Linked DNA regions of Homo sapiens: region 1 is linked to region 2. The links are chromatin contacts, found by Hi-C in ENCODE. All regions are on one chromosome and are shown on one strand. Each heading gives the region's core, a stretch centred on a gene start or an enhancer-like site at or near the end of the contact. The rest is flanking DNA. Distances are from core to core; before and after follow the strand shown.

The links. Hi-C counts contacts between places; a loop is a spot of excess contacts on that map. Pooled maps may share reads with other maps.
Region 1: a loop to region 2 is called in a map of CD8-positive, alpha-beta T cell, with 30 times the contacts of the local background. The contact joins the promoter of TMEM168 here to the promoter of NAMPT in region 2. A Hi-C loop is called at or near these places in 2 of 168 maps with a recorded cell type or tissue (B cell and CD8-positive, alpha-beta T cell) and 6 of 50 pooled maps.

Annotation. Positions count from the first base shown.
Region 1 is chr7:112,788,218-112,791,713 of GRCh38, forward strand. It overlaps TMEM168 (transmembrane protein 168), which reads right to left and starts at 2,176. Exons shown (of 5, transcript NM_022484.6): 1 at 1,943-2,176. RefSeq lists an enhancer at 2,435-2,564.
Region 2 is chr7:106,282,904-106,286,232 of GRCh38, forward strand. NAMPT (nicotinamide phosphoribosyltransferase) reads right to left here and starts at 2,080. Exons shown (of 11, transcript NM_005746.3): 1 at 1,925-2,080. The coding sequence starts at 1,981. NAMPT-AS1 (NAMPT antisense RNA 1) reads left to right here and starts at 2,343. Exons shown (of 1, transcript NR_186647.1): 1 at 2,343-3,329. RefSeq lists silencers at 1,410-1,769, 2,040-2,579.

The DNA of each region.
Region 1 (3,496 bases), core at 926-3,425, 6.5 Mb after region 2:
TAGGCTTTTCTCTCACTATATACTTTCTCTAAGCAATGTCATTTATTTCTATGTCTTTGATTATTATCTCTCTACTTAAGTGCACACATATATTAATCTACCTATAGAAAATGAAGCACCAGCTCTGTTCTGCACTGTTAACAGAGGTAAATACCTGGAAACAAAGTAAATGTAAACATGTAAAAAAAAAATTAGTGAAGTACAGTGCATCCATATAATGCAATATATGCAGTTACCTTCCTATGGACCAAAATCAACATGGCAGATTGTTTTTAAATGGCTAATTTACAAAACTCTTCCCCATTCTGATCTTCTTCAAAAGACAGCCTGAGTTAGAGAATAACAGAAAAACATTACATTCCTTTTCAATCGGTTTGCCGTCACTAATGATTCAATGGACAATTATTCCAGAGGTAGATGAAAATGGACCATAGAGGAGTCAATATGCATATGGGAAAAGCTAACCAATCACTGCCAGAGTCTGATTATTTCATAAAACCTTACATACTATTCTAACCCTCCTCTCCACCATCATCTACATTTAATCCTCACCAAGTCCTGTCTACTATTCTTCCTAAACATTTTTTAAATGTTTCTACTTCTCGTCCCCAGGGTCACCATCCCAATTTTGGCCACCATCATGTTGAACATTTCCCTGTATCCACTCTTGCCCTCTCTAAGAAGTGTACTTTTTAAAACCAAAATTTAGCACTCCACTATGTAAAATGCTCCAATGGCGTCCCATCACCCTTAGCAATAAAGTCAAAACTCCTTACAGTGCCTTATAAGGCACTCCGTGTTGGGCCTGAATAACTCTCCTGCCTTATCTGTTACCAGTTTTCCTCTCACACTTTATTTTCCAACCTTACTGACCTTTCAATTACAAACTGCACAAATGCTATTCCCTTGCCAGGTACACTCCTTTTCCTCCTCCTGGCCCCACCCCAGTGCTCACACCTGGCTTATTCCAACTCTTCAGGTCTCAGATAAATCATTTTCTTAAGAGATTATCCCTGCCCCCTCCCCATTACATGACCCCCATACTTTCTCTGTTACATACCATCACTTATTTCATGTCTGCATTTCCCACTAGATCAAAAGGTCTCTGAGGGTTTGTCTTCAATACTGTACACCCAGTGACTAGCAAAAATCCGGCATCAAGAAGGTATTCAATAAATACTTGTTGAAAAATAAAGACTAATAAAGAAATAACTACATTTAACAACAATAGTCACCATTGGACACTTACTAATGCCTAAAGAGAATACAGAACTTAGCTATATCCCACAACTAATAACTAGTAGAACTAAGGGAGAGTCCATGAATGTTTGGTTTCTATTTCAGCTTTCCACCAGTCTTTACTTAATTCACCCAAATTCTTCCAAACCAATTCTCTCTCCATGTCCTACCTCTAGGGAATGGCTTGAGGCATACCGTATCACTTGCATTATCTTTCACTCAGAAACTCTGTCCCATCTAGAAGTGTCAAGGCTGAAAGAACTACACTGAAAAAACAGGGAATTTCAGTGCTTCAGTTCTGAATTACTGATAACTCTTTGAGCCATCTCATACGAGGAAAATGTCATCTAGAATATCAAACTCCTCAGCACTAGAGCAGCAACAGCAATTTCTCTCCCTTTCGGCCTCCTTCTAGCGAGATGTGGGAGGTCCGACAAGGAGCTTGGCTGTTCTCCACCATCCTCTGCCTCGGAGAACGCGACCACAACGTGGCGCCCAGTTGAGGGGGAACCCTTGCGAAATACGGAGAGGCGCTCCCACACCCTCCAATCTCCAACCACCACTGTCAACTCCTCCAGAGGCAGGTATCCTACCCCGGCCCTGGGAGGCCGACTGGGCGGAGCTTGGGGTCCGGACCACGCGGAGCCCTGGCAGTGTCTATGCCTAGATCTCGCCGCCCTGCCGTCCACCCATTTCTCCCTACCTGACTCGGCCGTCGCCACCAACGCGCTCTCCCAACCCTCGGAGTCAGTTCCAAAACCAAACCAAAAAGGAGGAGAGCAGACAAGGCTTCAGCCTGCGACTGAGAACAGGGAGGCGGCACGCCTTGGGGAACGAGGGCCCGAGGCCATACGCGCTAATACAGGCCAGTGTCGGCGTAAACTTTCTCCGTTACCGGCCCGGCCGCGACCGCCATGTTTCCGCCGCCGAAATCCGCGACGGTACGGAACGCCGCCGGGGTCAAACTGCGCGGCGCGCCTCCTTCCCGAGGCCCGGCCCCCTCCCCGCCCAAACCCGCGCGCCGCCACACACTCAGGTGAGCAAGGCGCTGCGCGAGTGTCAACTGCCCCACCTAAGGCGCCTGCCTTCCTCAAGCCAAAGTCGACTCCTGGGACCTGGAATCAGCAGCTGAGAACAGACAGCGGGAAGACCACCAAAGATCAGGCTGACAGTGCCCATCAAGCATCTAGGCCACCGCCTCGGGCTGGACCGAACGGGGACAGGGTGGACAGGACTGCCACGCGTGGGCTGTAAATACTGCGGGAGGCGTTGCTGCTCATTAATATATATGGCATAATATATGGCTTTGTAACCAGCTAAGGCCCAAGCTCCTTAGGCCCTCCCTCAGACCTTTCAGTTCCTCAAATGCAGGGACATGTCGGGTTTTGCTCAACATTAAATCACCTTAGCATAGTGCCTGACACATAGTTGGCACTTAAATATTTGTAAAATAATAATATGCAATAGGCTCTCCACGATCCGTAGTTCTCTCCTCCCACTTGTTTTGCATGTATTATCTATATATTTTTCCTATTTTCCATAATAGAGTGTGAATTTCCTAATTTTCATAATAGATGTTGGGGGTTGGTGTGGCCAGCACATCTATAGGAATGAACAACTCTCAGATTGAGATTCTGCATATGTGGATGAAAATTTTGAGTTAGATTCTCTCTAGACTCCTGATTTTAAAAGCAATCACAACTCAACTTCCCAAATCTGTAACTAGCTCTCTGGGGAACACGAGTGCCACATTTCCAACTACCTGCTAGATGTTTCTACTCAAATATATTGTCATCACTTCCAACTCAACTTGCCTTTAATGGACATTTATATACATTTATTATGCCCCCCATTTGAATCCCCTTCCGTATTTGGAGAATTCCCCACCTGAGTTAAGAGTCTAATGGCTGCCGCTGAAATGCTGAACACTTGTTTAACTAATCATGTGTACCCGCTGGAAGCCATGAGTCAAAAAAGGCACAGAAAGCTACACTCCCAGGTCACCTGTAGGAGTATAGCAAGTGTAGAGATCGAGAACCCATCCCTAACAGCAAGGTAAGCTTCCGAGGCAGTAGTGAGAGTGCTGGCATCCACCATTAACATGTCAGAGATGCAAGATGCCTGTGCTTGGTGAGGGTCACAACCCCAGAGCCCTTTCCCAATCTGTTCTGTAGCCTGTTAACAGTCTCTGTGTACATTTCTGGGTAGCCTGTGACAGACTCTGTACTACATAGCTGTGAGGCAGGACAATAGGGTC
Region 2 (3,329 bases), core at 830-3,329:
TCTAACCTCAAGATTATCATTTTTGTCCTTTTTCCTAAGATAAAAAGACAAAAATGTAAAATAGGTTATAAGGACCCCTAAAAACATAAGGGAAATGAAACCTAAGACTTAAATGTGACTGTGGAATACACAATCTATTTTAGCATACTGCGGTAAGCCACTGGTATAAAACATATCGACTTGATTGAACCCTCTAGAGGTGACTTTTGGGGAAAAAATGAAAAATCTAAGATGAAAATATTCTGAAGTTTCATATTATAAAGGATATAAAACACACCAGTCTGACTTGAAAGTTGACAGAAGTAAAATTTATTAAATAGGTGCAAATTCTAATAGTGCAATTAAGTATGGCTCACTAGATTAGAAACCTTTAAGATAATTCACTATTCTAACTAAAAGCACCCCAGAAAACTGATGTTAAAGTAATTTTACATTCCTTATGTATAATGGTTAGAGGAACTGCAAACTAAAGGAAGTTGCATTCTTCTGTTTTTAAAATTTAGACTATTCAACCTCCCTTTACATTTGGCTAACATGTAAAAAAAAAATCTGACAGTTATTTTAGATTTAGTTAAGAAAAAAATTCTACAAAACTATCAATGAGGCTATTCTAAAATCACTATTTAAAATTTTGAAAACACTATGATTGAACCAAGAGAACACAAGAGGAGGTTTTAGGACCAAGTAAAGGACCATACTTGAGGTATTATCACGTATACTTGACAATATTCAAGAATCATACTTGATAGTGTTCGGATTTTGCAATACTTTAAACTTGCATCTAAAAGACAACTTGTTGATGGATCTTGGCTCGATTTCAAGAACCTATCTAAATATCATAAACAGCATTTTAAGCTGATTGGAAAAAAACAGACAAAACTTAAGTAAAATGGAATTCTCTAAAATACTTTCTCGGAATATCGGAGGAGGGCTAAAAACAAAGGAAAAAAAAAGAATCAAAACAAAAACATGAGAGTACTATGTTTTACCACTGTATTCCAAACCACTATGCTGCTCAAGTAAAATTTACTTTACCTCTTCCCTTCACTACTGCGTGCTTCATATCAACTGAATGTGGCAGCTACCCACACAAGTGTTCAATGGGCATGTGAACGCAACGCTGTGCCATTTCCCTCTCCACATGTTCTCTAGGGTTAAAACTACAGTTCCTTTAAATCCTCGTGTTTCATTTTCCTTTTCACAGAAATCCTGTAATGACCCTAAAGCAGATAAGAGCAGAGCGGCCTCTACACCCAGGGATAAGGAGCACGAGCAATCACTAGGTGCCAAGGAGTTTGAAACGGAGCCCGGCGGAGTGGGACAGGGGAATCCACTACGGCTACCGGGGCCAGGCGAGTGTCCTCCGCGCCGGAGCCGCAGAGGACCGCGGCTGCTCCGGCGCCCGCGCCAGGACTTCTCCCACCTCGCGCCCCGGGAGACTTACCTGCCCAGCCAGGGGCGAGCGCGCCGGGCTGGCCCGGGGGAAAGCCCCGCTCACTCTCCACTGCGGGTCCCCGGGGCCGTTACCTAACTGGTCCCAGCTCCAGGCCAAGAGGCCGCGCTTCAGGGAAGGGCATGCGCTCGCCGGCGACGCCCAAGCCCCGAGCCCCGAGCCCCGAGCACCGGCGCCCGGGAGTCCGCTGGGGCCCGCCTCAGCCCCCCGCCGCGCCGCCGCCGCCGCGCGCCCCCAGGCCCCGCCTCCACCGCCCAGCCCTCCATCCTCCTCAAGCCACCTCCTGCCCACTGCGGCGCCTCCTCACCTGCCCCAGCCGCCGCCGCCCGCGCCTCCCCCGGGCCTCCCCGCGCCGCGACCCTAGCCCCAGCCCCAGCCCCAACCCCAGCCCCAGCCGCCCCCGCCCCCCTGCCGCGCGCTCGTCCCCAGCGCGCCCCGCTCCTCCTCATCTGCCCGGGCCCCGAGCTTTACCTTGTAGGAGTCGGTGGCCAGGAGGATGTTGAACTCGGCTTCTGCCGCAGGATTCATCTCGGGCCGGAGGACAGGGGCCGCGCGCCGCGAGCTCCCTGGCGCGGCTGCGAGGAAGGAGAAAAATGAGCTTCACCGCGCTCCGTTGCTTAAGTCACTGCTCGGTCGGCGGAGGAGGGGGAGAGGGGGAAACGGAGAGAGGGGAGGGGTCAGAGGAGGGCGGGCCCGGGAGCCGTGACGCGGCGCGGGTGACGGCTGCGGCGGCTCGCGTGCTCGCAGTCTGGGAGCTCTGGCGGACTCCCCACCTCGGTTCCCCCGCCTTCACCCCGTCACCCTCCGGGGGCCGAGAAAGGGCGGGGCGCGGCAGCGCGCTGCGCAGTGCGCGGAGGCGGGGCGGGGAGGAGGACGTGATGCACGCGCTCTTCCTCCCAGACGCCAGCTCTGGGAAGCTGGAGGCAGCGGGGCAGCCCCGGCGCGTGACCCGGGCGCTTACCTAAGTTCGAGTTCCCGGCACGGGCGCGGGAGGGCGGGGCCTGGAGGGGGCGTTCCCAGCTTTGCCAGTGCCACGAGGAGCCGGTTCGCCCGCCCCGCCTGGGACCTTCCGTCCTACCCAGTCCTGGCCGGTTTTCTGGGTCCTCCTGAAGTCACGCCACCCGGCTAGGGGGCGAGGAGCCTCCTACTGCCCATCTTCCCGTCCACCACGCGCAGTTACTCACCTTTGTCTCCGGCCTGGATTAAGGATCCAGCCTTTCGCCTCCATCCCTCTTGTCCCTCCTGATCCTCCTGACCCTGTCTTTAAGATCCCAGGAGCTGCGGTGAGGAGTGAGGCTGAGGGGCCCCTTTCATCTGATGCAGCGACTCCGCTTTCCTCCGGCGGCTCTGTCTATGGCTGAGCTCTTTGATCCTTTGAGAGATGGTTTGACTTTTCCCGAGCAAAGAGCCTGCGTTGAAAAGCGGGGGTGGAATTCAGTCCTCACAGATAATGAGGGGACAAGACCTAATTGAACCGAGTATTGCCGGGAAGGAAAAGGCAACGGGCCAAGCCTTTGACAGGGTGCGACACTGACTTTTATCATCGTTATAGTCTTTAAATCCTGGGAAACGAGTTGGCAACCCCAAAATAAAGAAGTGTAATGACGTCTGATGACTTCACCCAAATACAGACCATTCCAAGAAAGACTTGCGCAGTTCTCATGCGTGGTTGCGTTTTTGCATAAAACTAAGATTCCCTTTGTCCGCATGTTTAATAGCTTAAAAATAAATTGAGGTTTTTATCGGATAAAAGTAGCCAGGAAAAAGTGATACAGTGAAAACGATTACAGGATATTTATAGACTTGTCTTTCAAGTTATTAGAAGTCTCATTCTATCTGGGGGCAGTGATGGTGGTGGTGGTAGTGGAACTTGTGA